Linked DNA regions of Homo sapiens: region 2 is linked to region 1. A link is a loop called in an ENCODE intact Hi-C map of the cell type or tissue named here. Cell type or tissue: tibial artery. All regions are shown on one strand. Each heading gives the region's core, and the rest is flanking DNA. Links, peaks and the distances in the headings are about the cores only.

The links. Peaks named below come from ENCODE experiments on the same cell type or tissue, not always from the same donor. Only the 100,000 strongest peaks of a DNase experiment are listed, where the experiment ranks them.
Region 2: it touches region 1 in a loop (4-fold over the local background); 29 of 110 quality-filtered maps call a loop at or near these places.

What each region holds. Positions count from the first base shown.
Region 1 is chr6:39,883,508-39,891,407 of GRCh38, forward strand. DAAM2 (dishevelled associated activator of morphogenesis 2) reads left to right here. Exons shown (of 25, transcript NM_001201427.2): 15 at 455-562; 16 at 3,979-4,085; 17 at 5,172-5,256; 18 at 7,834-7,900. DAAM2-AS1 (DAAM2 antisense RNA 1) reads right to left here. Exons shown (of 4, transcript NR_125831.1): 3 at 7,799-7,872; 4 at 5,283-5,548. Among named protein-coding and RNA genes, the nearest start is that of DAAM2-AS1, 9.9 kb to the right of the region's middle. RefSeq lists an enhancer at 4,142-5,341. In tibial artery, for the core only: no CTCF peak of the experiment used is centred there; a DNase peak (open chromatin) is centred at 4,334; H3K4me3 peaks cover 312 bases; H3K27ac peaks cover 2,500 bases.
Region 2 is chr6:39,804,342-39,812,241 of GRCh38, forward strand. All of the region lies in intron 1 of DAAM2 (dishevelled associated activator of morphogenesis 2), which reads left to right. It overlaps LOC124901487 (a long non-coding RNA gene), which reads right to left. Exons shown (of 2, transcript XR_007059917.1): 2 at 5,489-5,691. Among named protein-coding and RNA genes, the nearest start is that of DAAM2, 16 kb to the left of the region's middle. In tibial artery, for the core only: no CTCF peak of the experiment used is centred there; no DNase peak of the experiment used is centred there; H3K27ac peaks cover 358 bases.

The DNA.
Region 1 (7,900 bases), core at 3,394-5,893:
GCAGCTTTGAGGATCCAAAATATGTATGGCTTTAATCTTCCAATGATGGCTGCCAAGGACAGGGGTGACTCCAGGCAACCTGCCCTTTAGGGGGAGTGGGCCTGTGTGAAGTACCCTGAGTGCAGCTTCTGACTTTGCTTTTGGAAAAAGTGAAGTGGACCCCCTTTCCTACTGCCTACCCATCCCCCCAGCACCCCCCATGATTTCTAGAACATGTTTACATGTGGCTCCATGCACAAGGGAGGAAAAGGGGGTTGTCTCTGGCCTCTACCCTGGAGCAGAGTATTCAAGAGAGTTGGAGGTTGAGGGGAGCAACCGACTACCTTCTGAAGGTCTGAAATCCTGGTCATCTTAGTATGTGCAGTTGGGAGATAAGTGGGGTTAGGGAGGCATGGAGCATCTTCATGATGGAGTTGGGCCAACCATGGGATCTTCTCCCTACCCTGAATTTTAGGAGCGTGTCCCTGGCACCGTATGGAATGAGATTGATGACATGCAGGTATTTCGGATCCTGGACCTAGAGGATTTTGAAAAGATGTTTTCAGCCTACCAGAGGCACCAGGTAAGACCCTATACCCTCTGGCCTCTTGGACCATACCCTTGAATCCAAACCTCAGCTTCTCCTTTTCTTTCTGCCTGCCTGCCTTCCTTTCCTTTCCTTTCCTTCCTTCCCTTCCTCCATCTTCCCCTTCCCTTCCTTCTTTCCTTCCTTCCTCACATGTATACTGAATGATTTTATTCTTTATGAGGTGATGATTTTATTCTTGCTGAGGATGTAGGTATGAAGTAGAGGTGCACAGACCATAGGGGGAAATATGCTTGTATTATGGTTCATATTTATACACCAAGTATTGAAATGGTGTTTTGTCCATTTCTCTCTTCCATCCTGGAGCATCGGAGGTAGAGTCGCAAGGCCTGACCACTGTGGACCCTTGCTGTCTTTGGCCCAGGATTTAGGGACTAGGCTTAGAAGGCATAATAACTTCTCAAACCACTTTTCCACCACATTTTGTCTGTCAACACCTCTATGAGACCGAGCAGGGGATGTTGCCTTGCAAGGAAGGCAGAAGGTGCTGCTCCATGTCACTCAGGGGGCTGAGGCTGAGGCTGAGGCTGGGGCTGGGCCTGGGCCTGGGCCTGGGAAGGCCCGGGGAAGCCTTGGATATTGCTCTCAAGGCTCTATGTGCAGGTGGCTGCCAGCAGTCTGGTCTTCCAGTCACAGAGAAAGTAGGGGGTGAGTTGGTGGCAGAGCGCAGGGTGTTCCTGAGGTGGGAATCTGAAACTGTGCCGAGTATCTGTGGGGACTGCCAAAAGGGTTGCTTCTCAGACCTCATCCTGGAATGTGATTCGGGAGATGAGTTGGGGCCCAGGAATCCGCCTGGTAACTAGCAGCTAGGGGCCTTCCCTCTAAGTCCATTTGGGGAATGACCAGCTTAGAAGCCTCAGGGAATTGCTTTATCTCTGGCCCGCCCCAGAGGGACTTCTCCCTCTTGGGGCTGGGCTACCATCTTCCTTGTTTTCTTTACTTAGCCTGGGATCTCAGTCTTGAGGGTTTCCCTGGGTGCCAATGAGTGGGTCCTGGCAATGGCTGGCTGTTGTGGCCTGGCTCCCCACTGAGCTGGAGAGGTTGCCCTAGCTCACTTTCTGCCCAGCCCTGATCTGTGGATGACTGAGGACACATGCAGCCGCTCCTAGGGCTCTGGCCAGATGATTGCTTATTTAATTTAAATGTGGGTGCCCACAGCATCGGATTCTCTACTCCTAATTCCAGGAGGCATTTTTAACCCCATGCCCATGTCAGGCTGGCAGCTAAGGCTGCTGGAGCTGAAAGGAACTCTTTGAGCACTGGCTCCTGGGAGCCAATTCTCCACGAGTGGGGTTGAGGACAGAGGAGTGTGTGGCAAGCATACCAGGCTTGGTGATCGCAGGCCACCTCCTCATTTGAGAGTCTTTCTGCAGGACAGGACTCTGGCCCAGCCTACTCAGGCTCCAGGGCCCTGAGGTGAGGCTGGGATGGGGCCAGTCAGGAAAGAAGGTTATGGATTTTGTACAAACTGGGTCTGGGGCCTCCCAGCTTGGTGAGTTGAGAAGAGTTAAGACTGAAAGACCCCCTGTCCTGTCCCCCTCACCTCTCTGAGCCCACACAGTCCAATCACCTGCCTCCCCTCACTCAGTGGGCCGTCTAGTCTCTGGGACTGAAATCCCAGCAGCAGGACTGGAGAGATCCCGGAGGCCGTATTAACCTTGTTGCCTCTTCTCTCAGTTGGTTGTGGGGCAGGGGAGGTCCTGGGAGTCATGGTCTTCTCTGTGCCCCATGCGAGTTTTGAGTCAGTAGCTTCCACTCCATCGGCGTCAGGGAGAACAGAGGTGCGTGCTGTGCCTCTTCAGTTCCCCTTGCACATCAAAGGACAGATGAGGGGCAGTGAGCAAATTCAAGGGCACTTGCTTTTCTCTGCCTCAGTAAACACAACTTTCTGGAGCTTCCAGATCGAGTTCATTTGTGACTCCTCCTCTATTTAGAAAGGTGAACTCATCCCAGGATGGAGGAATGTCCTCCACCCTCTCTGCAGGTTTTCAGCAGAGGAAAAGGAAGAACAGGCAGCAAAGCCTGGGGTGGGAGAACTCAGGGGTTTGGTCTGCCCTAACTGGGGAGTGGTGGTCGCACTAGGCAGATGGGAGGAGCTGCCTGATCTCCGCTTCGTTTGGCTTCTCCGTGAGTGCATGTCTGCTAGAAGCAGCTCCTGTCTAGTGCCACTTATGGGTGCCTGTCTACAACCATGGGTCTCACTGGGATGAAGTGGACAGTGTAGATGCTGAGGGATCCCTGTGTCTGTCATGCTATTTCTGGGTCCCCAAATGTCTTGGCTAATGTTGTGCATGTTTAATTCTCTGTTGGCTGTGGCTGCTGCCTAGGAGCTGATAACTAATCCTTCTCAGCAGGTGAGTTACTCTCGGGGCTCTGACCACTCCAACTTTTAACTGCTGTCCCGGGCTGCTGCTCTGTACTGGGCCTGACAGAGAGGACTTGTCCATTCCACTTTCTACCTTATTCCCCATTCATACAGGGTGGTATGGGAGAGGGCCCCCAAAGAGAAAGAAGAAATGTAGCAGAGGGAGGTAATCAAATAGACCCCTGGCAGCAGTGGAGGTCAATGTCTCCTGGAATGAGGAGAAGGCTTCTAGGTCTACTGTCTTACCCACCAGGCCAAAGGAGAGCCTTTCCTGTAAGGACACACAGGGTAGGCACGACACAATTCACAAAGATAACCATGCAAGGCGGCCCCTGAAGTTGTGCAAGAGGGACCTCCCAGAGGAAGAACAGCACACTAGACAGCCTCCTGTCTACCTCGCCAGGGGCCCAAGAGAAGGAGTGGGGCGGGATCAATGATTTCTCCAGAATCTGCCTGCTGGGACTCAGAGGAGAGAGTTCTGCTTCAGTTTCCATACCTCTGAACTTGTGGATGCTCTCTACCCTGGGCATCTTGGGCTGTGCCTGAAGTCCCTAGGAGTCAGCAACTGTTCCCTAGGGGGGTTTGCAACCAGGTTCTCAGCATAAGCCTGAGGAGGGCCTCTGGGTTGGGCAGTGGGAATGGGAGTTGATTCTGTTGGAGTCATGGGAGGTTATGTCACATTGCCCAAAGCCACAGAGATCAGTCATACCCTGACCCACTGGCACAGCCCCTTCCCTCATTGCCCAGAGTGGATAATTTCTAAAAAAAATCTCTAAAAAAATAAAAAAAATAGGAAGGGGGGCTTCTCGGTGTCCTTCCCCAACCCATTGGAGCCTATGGAAAAGTCCCAGATACCGTCTCTTAAAGTTAGCTATTATCCACCCTCCTCTCTCTCCTGTCTTTTTCTTCCCCCTTCCCCTCACACCAGGAGCATTCCTGGATTGGTAGGAGGTGGCTCTTGCGGGGCGGGTAAGAGGAGGATTAGGGAACCCACACCTCAACTGTCCACTTGACTTGTTGGTTGCAGAAAGAGCTGGGCTCCACTGAAGACATCTACCTGGCTTCCCGCAAGGTCAAAGAGCTGTCGGTCATTGATGGCCGGAGGGCCCAAAACTGCATCATCCTTCTTTCCAAGTATGTGCAAAAGAAGGTGGTTGAGTTGGATGCCTGGGGGACAAAGGGGGTGGAGGAACGGAGTGGTGGCAGTCTCGGGCCTCTCCCTCTCTGCTGTCCCCTGGGAGGGGCAGGCATTGATCTGGAACTGTCTCTCGGGAACCTGCCTTGAGCAGCAGTTTGGGGCTCTGCAGGCAGGAAACTGCCCAGTCACGAGGCCCTTGCCCAGCCTGGTCAGCGTCTGGCAGCTGAGTTGCTCTAAGCCCACGGAGGGCCTCGCTTGGCTCAGGCCATGGAGCAGCATGATCTCAGCCCCTAAGCATTTCCCGCGGCTGCAGAACAAACAGGGCAGTATCTGCGCTAACAGCACAGCTTCTGTACGGGGGGGCCTCCTGCCTGAGCAGGGTCAGAGGGCACCACCTCCCATACTATTCTTAGTGCTGCCCCAGCCGCCTCTGAGACATCCTCCTCCCTTTCTTCTCACAAGCCCCCAGGCCTCAGTTTCCCCCACTTGATGGTGGAAAGAGTTCTGAATCCCCAGGGTTCCTAATGGGGGTGCATGTGGAGGGGATAGGGAAGGGCTATGGGGGTGTGTGGCTTCTCCCTCTCCCAGACAGCAAGACTGATTGGGACAGCTGTGTGGGAGCTGAGGCGCTGTCAGAAGACTGAGAGCGATTCTGTGTTCTGAGAATGAAGGCAGCAGGAAATTGCCCTCTTAGTGGCTTGCCGATAATCCTGTCCTCCCGTGGAGATGCTGTGCATTTTTTAAGCATGAGGAGGAGGAGAAGGATCAGGAACCCTTTGCCCTGTCCCTTTGGTCTACATTGAAGACATCTCTTTTACTCCCAAATGCCCCTATCAGCTCTGATGGATTATCAAGAGAACAGAGACCCTCACGTCTCTATTTTGACACTAAAATGCTCATTATCAAGTTTGTGGACTGAATCATACTAGTCTAATCTAAGAAGGCTTTGTAGAGGAGGTGAGGGGGGAATACTATTAAATATATTCCCAAGTCCTGTTAGGGAATGAGGGAAGGCGGAGGTGGTACCTTTTGGAGAAGAAGGTTTGAGGGCTGTCCTGGATTGAGGTGGGGTTTTGCCTTAGGTTGAAGCTTTCTAACGAGGAGATCCGGCAGGCCATCTTGAAGATGGATGAGCAGGAGGACCTTGCTAAGGACATGCTGGAGCAGGTGAGGACCCTCGTGGGAAGGAAGGGGAACTGAACCCAGCGGGCAGCCACGCCCCTTCCCAACAGCCCCCAGGAGGCTGCGATTCTTGGGTCAAGGAGAAATCAGGCTGGAAGAGTTAGGGAGAAGGTTTATAGAAGCCTCCCTGGGCCAGCCTTTCTTGGGGAAAGCTGGAAAAGGCTAAGTGTTCTCCAGGAGTCATTCTCCCATCTGACTCCAAGGCAAAGTCAGATGAGGAAAAGTGACATCTTCCCCAAATCTCTTCCCTCTCAGTTTTTTGGATCCTTTGGGAAACCTAGAAAACACACAAAGAAACATCATCAATTGGACTTCATTACAGTTAAGAACTTCTGTTCATCAAGGGCATGGTTACTGAGTGAAAAGAAGACAAACCTTAGAAGAAGATATTTGCTATACATACATATAACAAAGATCATATTCAGAACAAAGAACTCTACAAATCAATGAGAAAATGATGAAATCAACTTAAAAATGAGCAGAAGACTTGAAGGGGTGCTTCATGAAAGAGGATTTCCAAATAGACAATAAGAATATGAAAAGGTGTTCAATATGATTAGTTATCAGAGAAATACAGTCAACCACAATAAGGGGGCACCACACACCCACTAGAGTAGCTAAAATTAAAAAGACTGACAATGCCATGTGCTGACGAGGATGTGAAGCAATTGGAATTCTCATTTGGCACAATTATTTTGGAAAACTACTTGGAAGTACACTCTACAGCTAAACATATACCCGCCCTATTGCCTAGTAATCCCACTCTTAGGTATAACTCCAGGGAAATGAGTACAAATACTGACTAAAATAAATACACAAGAATAAAGTTGACCCTTAATAATGTGGGGGCTGGAGGCATTGACCCTCCATGCAGTCAAAAATCCACATATAACTTTTGACTTCCCAACAACTTAGCCGCTAATTGCCTACTGTTGACCAGAAGCCTTACTGATAAGATAAACAACCAATTAACACATATTTTTATGTTACATGTATTATATGCTGTATTTTTATAACACAGTAAGCTAAAGAAAAGAAAACGTTATTAAGAAAATTATTAGAAGGAAGTCCGGGCACAGTGGCTCATGCCTGTAATCCCAGCACTTTGGGAGGCTGAGGTGGACAAATTACTTGAGGTCAGGAGTTCAAGCCCAGCCTGGCCAGTATGGTGAGACCCCATCTTTACTAAAAATACAAAAATTAGCCAGGTGTGATGGTGCATGCCTGTAGTCCCAGCTACTTGGGAGGCTGAGGCAGGAGAATCACTTGAACCCAGGAGGCGGAGGTTGCAGTGAGGTGAGATGGTGCCATTGCACTCCAGCCTGGGCAACAGAGTGAGACTCCATCAAAAAAAAAGAAAAAAAATCATTAAAAGACACTGTTCATTGAGTGGAGGTGGATCATCATAAAGGTCTTCATCCTCATTGTCTTCACGCTGAGGAGGAGGAAGAGGAATGGTTGGTCTTGCTGTCTCAGGGATGGCAGAGGCAGAAGAAAATCCACATACAAGTGGTCCTGCACAGTTCAACCCTGTGTTACTCAGGGGCCAACTCTATTTATAGCAACTTTATTTATAAATTCCCCGAACTGTGAACAACCCAACTGTCCATCAATAGGAAAGTGAATAAGTAGACTGTGGTATATTCATACAGTAGAATCCTACTCAGCAATAAATAAACTACCATGACATGGATGAACCTTAGACATTATGCTGGGGAGAAGTCAGACATAAAAGAGAGCATACAGCATGAGTTCAAGGACAGGCAAATCTGGCTAAGGTCCTAGAATTCAGTTGAGAGCCTATATTCACTTGAATGGCTTACTGAAGTGATGAAAAATAACTTTCCTGGGGGATGGAAATGTTCTCTATCTTAATCTGAATGATGATTCAATGGATGGAGATTTGACAAAAATCACTGAACTGCACATTTAAAATGGGTGCATTTTATTTTATGTAGACTATACCTCAAGTTTGTTTAAAAGAAAAGAAAAATCACTGAGCTGTACATTGAAGAATAGTGTACTTTAGGCTAGACGTGGTGGCTCCCACCTATAATCTCAGCACTTTTGGAGGCTGAAGTGAGAGGACTGCTTGAGCTCGGGAGGTAAAGACCAGCCAGGGCTACGTAGTGAGGTCCAGTCTTACAAAATAAAAAAATAAAAAAAATTAACCCAGTATGTGCTACATGCCTATATTCCCAGCTACTCAGGACCTGAGGTGGGAGTATTGCTTCAGCCCAGGAGGTCACGGCTGCAGTGAGCTATGATCATACCACTGCATTCTAGCCTGATTGACAGAGTGAGACCCTATTAAAAAAAAAAAAAAAGAAAGAAATACTGTATATCAGTTACATCTCAATTTTAAAAAAGAAAAAAGAATTTCAGAGCTGTGTGCCCTGTCATCCCCTTCAGGCAGATGAAAGAAATCTGTCCACATGAGGGTGCCTCCCTCTTTCAAGGCACCCTCCCCATCTTGACCCAAGTCAGTACAGCTTCTCACACCCTGTACCCCATGTCTGCTGCTCACCAGTTGCTTGTGTGACTTGCGCCTGCTCTTTGCAGCTCCTCAAGTTCATCCCAGAGAAGAGTGACATTGACCTCCTGGAGGAGCACAAGCATGAAATTGAGC
Region 2 (7,900 bases), core at 1,830-4,329, 81 kb before region 1:
AGAGTTAGCGCTCAGGGGATACTTGTTGACTGTATGTATCAATTATCCCTGTGTGTATTCATTTACTCAGTCACTAGCTCACTCATTCATTCATAGTCCATAAACAAGAACTTGGTTTAGATTCTTTCCTTTTTTTCTGAGCTGACGCCTATTGCACTGGTCCAGAAAGAGAGATCAGTTCTGTGTGTGTGTGTGTGTGTGTGTGTGTGTGTATGCATGCATGCGCACATACACATACAAAGGACAAAGAATAAAAGGGATCAACTTAATTAGTAACAAAAGATGTGGTATCATGGGACTTGGTGTCAGGACTTAGGTTTGAATTCCAGCCTTCCTCTAATTAGCTGCACCGCCATAGATGAGCTTCTGAGCATTTCTAGTCATGTGTGAAATGGAAATGACAGTAATACTGGTGGTACCAGATTGAAGTGAGCCGGAAGGTGTAAAGTATATGAAAAGTGCTTGGCACACTGCAAAGTGCTGTGTAAGTCTTATTTGTTAATGCTTGTGGTCACTCAACAAACATCTGGGAAGCTGCCTGGTATGAGACACTGTGTGCTGAGTCAGGTGTTGTGGAGTGAATTCTGGTGAGCAAAATTCCCGCCCACCTCCAGAGCTCCAGTCTGTTAAAGTGAGGTTGACTGCATATGAGCCAAACCCCTGTGACTGGGAATTTTTATTAATAAGAAAGGAATCAGCAAATTCCTCCAAGGCCCTAAGGATTTGATGTGGGTTTCCAAGATAAGGATGCAAAGGATAATTAATTTCTTATTAAGCCCACAGCTGCATTTTCACCAGAACAACAGCAAGAAGCATCTAAGGGCTTGTGTGCTTCCAGGAGAAGTTTTGGTATAGCACAGTGATTTCTAGTGCAGATTCCGGGAGTCAAACTAGTGGGACCTAAATTCAAATTTCACCACTTGCTAGGAGTGTAGTCTTGGAAACTGAGCCTCAGTTTCCTCATCTGTAAAATGGTGATGGTAATGATACCTACTCCCAAATGAGGATAAAATTAATATATGTAAAATACTTAGAACAGTGCCTGGAACATAGTATGTACTCCATAAATATTTATTATTATTTGCCACATAGTTTTCTTTCCATTGGAATGCTAGGTATTATACTACATGGTGTTACTGCAACACATGGATGAGGAAATATTCTGAGTTGGGGGAAGTCAGGGAAGGTTTCATGGGAAAGAAGTATCCTAAGGTTATTTTTTTTTTTTTTTGAGACAGAGTCTCGCTCTGTTGCCCAGGCTGGAGTGCAGTGACACGATCTCGGGTCACTGCAACCTCTGCCTCCTGGGTTCAAGTGATTTCCCTGCCTCAGCCTCTGGAGTAGCTGGGACTACAGGCACCCACCACCACACCCGGCTAATTTTTTGTATTTTAGTAGAGACGGGGTTTCACCATGTTGGCAGGATGGTCTCCATCTCCTGACCTCATGATCCACCCGCCTTGGCCTCCCAAAGTGCTGGGATTATAGGAGTGAGCCACCGTGCCCGGCCCCTAAGGTATTTTTAAGGTATCTTTTATAACCTGAACAAGACTGGCTTATTTCTACCATTACGCTGTTCTTAAAGCTCAGAGAAAATTCAGTGTGGAAGAATTTCCTTCCCTTAAGAAACATAAATCAAATGCCTCCTGAAATTTTGAAGTTGAATAACATGTGGTCCTTACTCTCAAGCATTTCCAAACTAGTTGATCTATTTTGCCACCATCCTTGAGCCAGAGACAGGGGACATATAGATGAGTCCTCAAGGTACTCAGCAATGTCATGGGGGAAGGATCTAGAAGTGAAGATTATTGCTATAAGAGGGAGATGCTCAAAGTGGATGGAAATTAAACAAGTCCGTCTTGCTCAGAATGTAAAAGATATTTGAAAAATATCTTAGGATGCCTCTTTCTCATTTAAGAGTATTTGGGAGTAGAAGGACATTGTGGAGTCTCCTTCCAGGTATGTTATTAGAGGAGCCATTTCATCTGTTGATATGGTCAATACGTGGTGCTTCTTGCAGTAGGAAGATGGACAAATGGTTCCTTTGATTCCTCCAGCCTATCTGCTATACCCATATAGCTATGTGCCTTGAAGGTGAAGGGTATGATGAAATCATTCAGAGCTGCTCCTAGACAATGACAACAAGGTCTAAAAAGTGCATTCCCCACATTGCCCAGGAATGGCTGGAATTTCTGCTTCATGTGATTTATCTCTAATATTATGGCTTATTTAAAAAAAAATCCCTGTCTCATAGCCAGGATGCAAAAGGGAGTCTTCCCTCTGCCTCCATCCTCAACCCTTCTTTCCTCTGCAAGTTTTCCAGTGAGGAATTAAAATAAAAAATCCTTTAGTGTCTTAAAGCATGTAAATGTAATGCTAACATTAAAATGATGCCATAGAATCATAAACATATGAAAAGATGCTTAACCTGACTTGGAATCAGGGAAATACATAAATTAAAATCACAAGGAGACTCTGTTTTATACTCATCAGATTGGCAAAAAAAAAAAAAAAGAAAAGAAAAAATCATGCTCATCATACTGGATGTGGAGCCAAAAATAACTCCTCTTCACTAAGGGTGGAATTAAACTGATAGGAACACTTCAAAGGGCAATTTGACACTATCTGGTAAAACTGAAGATGCATTTACTGTAAGACCCAGCAATTTCACTCCTAGGTAAGTCCAGACAAAGTCTAATACATATGGAAAGAAGATATGTTCAGGAATATTCACTACAGCATGGTTTTTTAGAGCTAAAAAGCAACCCATATATCCATTATCAACCAGAAGACTGGTTAAATAATTTGATACATACATACTTACGGTGGAATACTATAGAACACAGCAAAAAAAAAAAAAAGGGTGCTAGACATTGTTAAAGACAGATACTAGTGACATATAATCTCAGAAACGATATGAAGTGGAAACAATATTAAGCAAGTTGCAGAAGGATGCCATTGCTAGTAAGTTAAAATCATGTAAAACAATACTCTCTTTTATTTACAAACATTTATATGTATAATTAAAGCATAAAATTATGTTTGTGAACAACCATAAAATTCAGAGAAGCGGCTCCTTCTAGGAAAGGCAGTAAGGCAGACCAGGGGAGAAGCACATAGGGGCTTCATTTATATCTGTAATATTTTATTTCTTAGACTGAAGGGTGGGTATACAAATGTTTATTTTATTTTTGAGACAGAGTCTCACTCTGTCACCCAGACAGGAGTGCAATGGCGTGACCTCTTTTCACTGCAACCTCCGCCTCCTGGGTTCAAGTGATTCTCCCACCTCAGCCTCCTGAGTAGCTGGGATTACAGGCGAGCACAACTATGCTTGGGTGATTTTTGTATTTTTGCTAGAGATGGGGTTTTGCCATGTTGGCCAGGCTGGTCTCGAACTTCTGACCTCAAGTGACCCGCCCACCTCGGCCTCCCAAAGTGCTGGGATTATAGGCTTGAGCCACTGCACCAGGCCTAGTTTATTATTATTTATATTTTTTAGATATCTAAAATATTTTTTGGTTTAAGCAAAGCTAATTTTAAAAACTAGGCACAGACTCCTAGTTCATCTCCCTTGACCATTGGTGAGTAGTTATGCTGAAGAGTGAACAGGAAGCTGTCTCCTATTGGCTGTAGGTCCATCTGGAAAATTTCAGGTAGATGTGACATCTCCAAATAGGCTCTTCTCCAAACATCTATATCTCATGTGCACATGGTAATCACTGTTTTTGACCTTTTTTTTTTTTTTTTCTAATTTGCGGATTTGTTGGGATCATATTTTGATATACTGGTGGAGATGCCAAATAGGGTCGTAGTAGTATAGGTTGGTCCAAAAATTATGGCAAAAACCATGATTACTTTTGCACCAACCTAATAGAAACCAAACAGCAACTCTGTGGCTCATTCCCACACAGCAAATTCTGGAGCCTTCTTTCTCCCATCCCTTCCTTGAGAGCTACTGGGATTTCTTGCAAGTGCTAGAAAGTGACCACAGGCTGTCCTTTTGATAAGGACATGGGACCAGATAATGTCAAGTGCTTCTCATTGCTACAGGGTGAAAGAATTTTCCTCTCTCCACCATCACTGCCTTGTCGCCATGAAGTCCTCCTTCCCTTCTGATTTTCATTCATATACAGCCATTGCTCTGTTCCTTTTGCGAACACCCCAGCCTGAGGTGGGAAAGTACCCACCACTGGGAATTGCTTCACTTTCTTTTACTTGACAATGAAGCCATGCTGACTTCTTCTCTGGTGTCTTATTGAAGTGCAGTCGATTCAGCTCTTTCATGTCCCTTACTTTTTATGATAGCTTCCTTCCCTTGAAATCTGGTCTGAGCCCAATCCAAGTGACATACACTGTGTTGGCCCTGAGGGCCCTTGTCCTTGTTATATGGCCTTTGTCCTTGACCCAGTCCGTGAACCTTAACTCTCAGTTCAGCAGCAGTGAACCCCTTATCGGGTTGGCGTGGTGCTTGCACTGGGGACTAAAGTTGGGGGTGGCTTTCCTCTCTGCATCCTGCTTATTTATACATCGTGTAATTCACCTTAATTAAAAGACAAAAATCATGAAATTGGGACTTGTTTGAGCAAATCATGGGAGCGTGGTTTCTCTAAGAATGTGTATTGTTGTCTCTGTCAGTCAGGCTCCAGGCAGGAAGCAGTTGGCACTCCCAAAAGGGTTTGATGGATAAGAGTTTAATGAGAAGGCTATTTACAGAGGAGGGAGTAGAGAGATGGTGACGCACTCAGGAAGGAGCAGCACCAGGAAGCCGTTAGTGCTTCTCCACCTGAAGATGTGAGAGCAAGGAGTGGTGTCGTCAGAGCTCTGCCTGCTGGAGCTGTGCAGGAGGGACCACTTGGCAGGAGCTGTGGATCCAGAGGGACACAGCCTCTGCCAGACTCATGGCTTAGCAGAAACGTAATGGGGGAGTGGGCACTCTGAAATTTCAGGGACTTGGCACCTCCCTGAGTTTCTTAATTTACCTAGTTCATTGCTCTTCCGTGACCAACCTCACAGGCCTCAGTTCTTTGGCTCTCATTCATGTCTCATTAAAGTCACGTACCAGGGCTGCTTATAGACCTGGCTATCTGCTCGGTTTCTTCTAGCTGGGGAATGGTGAAATGTTCAGGAGGAAAGAAATCTGAAGAGGTCATCTATTGTAGCATTTCCCAAACTGCCTTTGATGGAACACTAAGTTCTCACAATGGTTGTCCTAGGGAAAAAGAAAGTTCTGTGGTTAAAGAAATTTAAGTAGCCCTTTTCCATCTCCCCTACTTTTCCCCCTAGAGAGCCACAATGCTCAGAGAAGCACTGCAGTAAAAAAACAAAAACAAAAAACACCCTAGTTTTACGATGTCTAAACTAGCGCTTCTCAATTTATCTAAAGGGACTTTTTCCATGGTATACCCCACAGAACGAGTGTTTTGAGGTTTGTATCAGAATTTATATTCAGCTATAGCCACATGGAACAGAAACCTGGCTAGAGTTGTTCTGTCAACTGGGGTTCTTTATTTTTCTTACACAACCAGTTCAGCAGACACACTCCAGAGTTGGTAGGGTGGTTCCACAGTGCCATCAGGGACCCAGGCTCCCTCTCTCTCTCTCTTCTTCAGCCTTCTTTAGAATGGAACCTTTGTCTTTGTGCTCATTGCTTCATGGTTACAATGTGGCTGCATCACCTCCATCTTCAATCTGCATTCCAGGCAGGAAGAAAGAAAATGACAATGCATAAAAAGTGCATGCCAGCTACTTCCAGTCTCTTTAATAAGCTTCTCGGAAAGTCCTGGCCATACACATCAAAATTCTGTTGAATAGAGGTCCCAAACTGCAGTGGAGTCCGGGGGGAAGCTGAACATTTTTTAATTGGGCATGTTGCTGCTGCAAACAAAAGCAGGGACCCATTCATAGGAAGAAAGAAGAAGAGATCAGACATTAGGTGAACAATGAGCATCATGTGTCACATCGATCAAACCTTGTTTCTCTCTTCAGCAGGCTGATTCTAAAATCTTCACAGGTAAAATAAAAACAAACAAAAACCTATGTAATCAATAGAAAAAGCAAATTCTAAGCAACAAGCCACTTGGTATGGCAGAGTCTGCAGAAAATACTATTGGTGCTCTTCCCAGACCCCTGGTTGCTGTGGGTGCTCCAGCTAATGGTTCACACCTGTGTGGGCTGCCCTTGGGTTGTCCATCCCCTCTACCCAGAGGTACCTGGAAGTTACACCCACTTGCCCCACCCCAGCCCACCTCTCCCCTGCATCCTGTGACCAATGACTCACTAGGAAAGGGGAAGAGCCCCATTTTTTTGCCCCTTATGGGGACAAATGTGTCTCGGTCCAAGTCACCCTTCAGAGTTCCTCACAGCATGAGGCTGAAGTTAGACCTCACCCGAAACCACATTCTTTCCCAGATCCCTCCCCTGCCTTTTCCTATTTCCTTCATTCCCTTTCTGGTTCTTCCTGAGAGCTCAGTTTCACCAAATCACACATACACCCATCCTGTCCGAGGCTCTGCTTCTAGCGAACCCAATCTAAAATGTCCTGGGTAAAGCAGGCTATTCTTTATTACACCCTAAGGGAAGGGATCTAAAACCCTTCCCCTCAGCCCAGTTTGTGGCCACTGGTGGGCTTTGGCTTGGCCTGGGTGTTGTGGAGGCAGATCCTCATTCCACCCTGATGATGGCTGTGGGAATGCTCCTTGCCAAGTCCTCAGATATGTTTGAGGAGGCCTCCTGACAAGGCATTTAGCACAAGGGGTCCAGCATTGTCTCTTCTCAAGGCAGATATTCTTAGAAACTTTGATTTGCATTTGTAAGCCTGTAAACTGAAGGGAGTGTGTGTGTGTGTGTGTGTGTGTGTGTGTGTGTGTGTGATTTTCCATCTTGTGGCAATGGCAGCTGGGTATTTATAGCTGGATCTTCAGGGCCATTCTCACGTGGCTAAAGAAAATGAAAACCTCATGTGGATGTTGTTTTGTTTTCTCTCTCTGCCTCCGCCATTGCAAGCACTCCAGTTGTTAAACCCTTATTGTTGTAACTAGAGCCACCCTGAGCATCCCTGCGATGGAGGGGTTATGTACATTGACTATTTCAGGACAAAGTGCCTGTTCTCCTTCAGGCAGGCCACAGAGTAAAGGAGGGGACTTTTGGGGAGAGCTCGTGGGCAACACCAAATGGCAACCCCACCCGGCACCCTCCTCTCTGGAACGTCTGCCTGGATTTACCCCATGGAATGTGGATTCCTTAAATCACCTCATGATCCCTCTGCATATATAAGCTCCTTTGAAAGAAAACTGTTTTCTTTCTCCCTTGTTTTGCTGTATTCTGAAGTCTTTTATGTCTGGGTTTGGCCTTCTCTGTTAGGCTGAGAACACCCTGGGGGCCATGGTCTGTTTGCCCAGGTTACTAGAGCTCTTGGCAGGGGATGTTGGCGGGGGGATCTGAGAAGGGTGGCAGGAACTCAGCCCCTGGCTTTCTCCAGGATGGCTTGAGAACTCATGGAGCTCCTTAGACACCAGGGTTGGATGGTTTGCCTAATGTTTACTGAGAAGCCAGTCCCCTTCCTGATAATTGAGGGAACTGAGACTGAGGATGCAGGGCCCCTGTAGACCCTCTGTGATTTCATTCTGGTGACCTGGAACCCACACATTTACTCCTTGGACTTAAACACTGAGGCTACAGAGAATTTGTATCTGGGGCATAGGGCAGGGTGCATAGCCCAAACCTGCCAGAACTAACAAAGGCTACCAAAGAGCATGTTAGGAGGGGAATATAAGCCTGGTTGCTGCGGACCCCGGGAGCTAGGTCTTCCCACTCCCTGGCCAGACCCACGGCAGTCAGACCTTCTGCAGCTGTTCTCCTATGAAGGGTTTTATACACTCCTACTCTTCAAATTCAAATT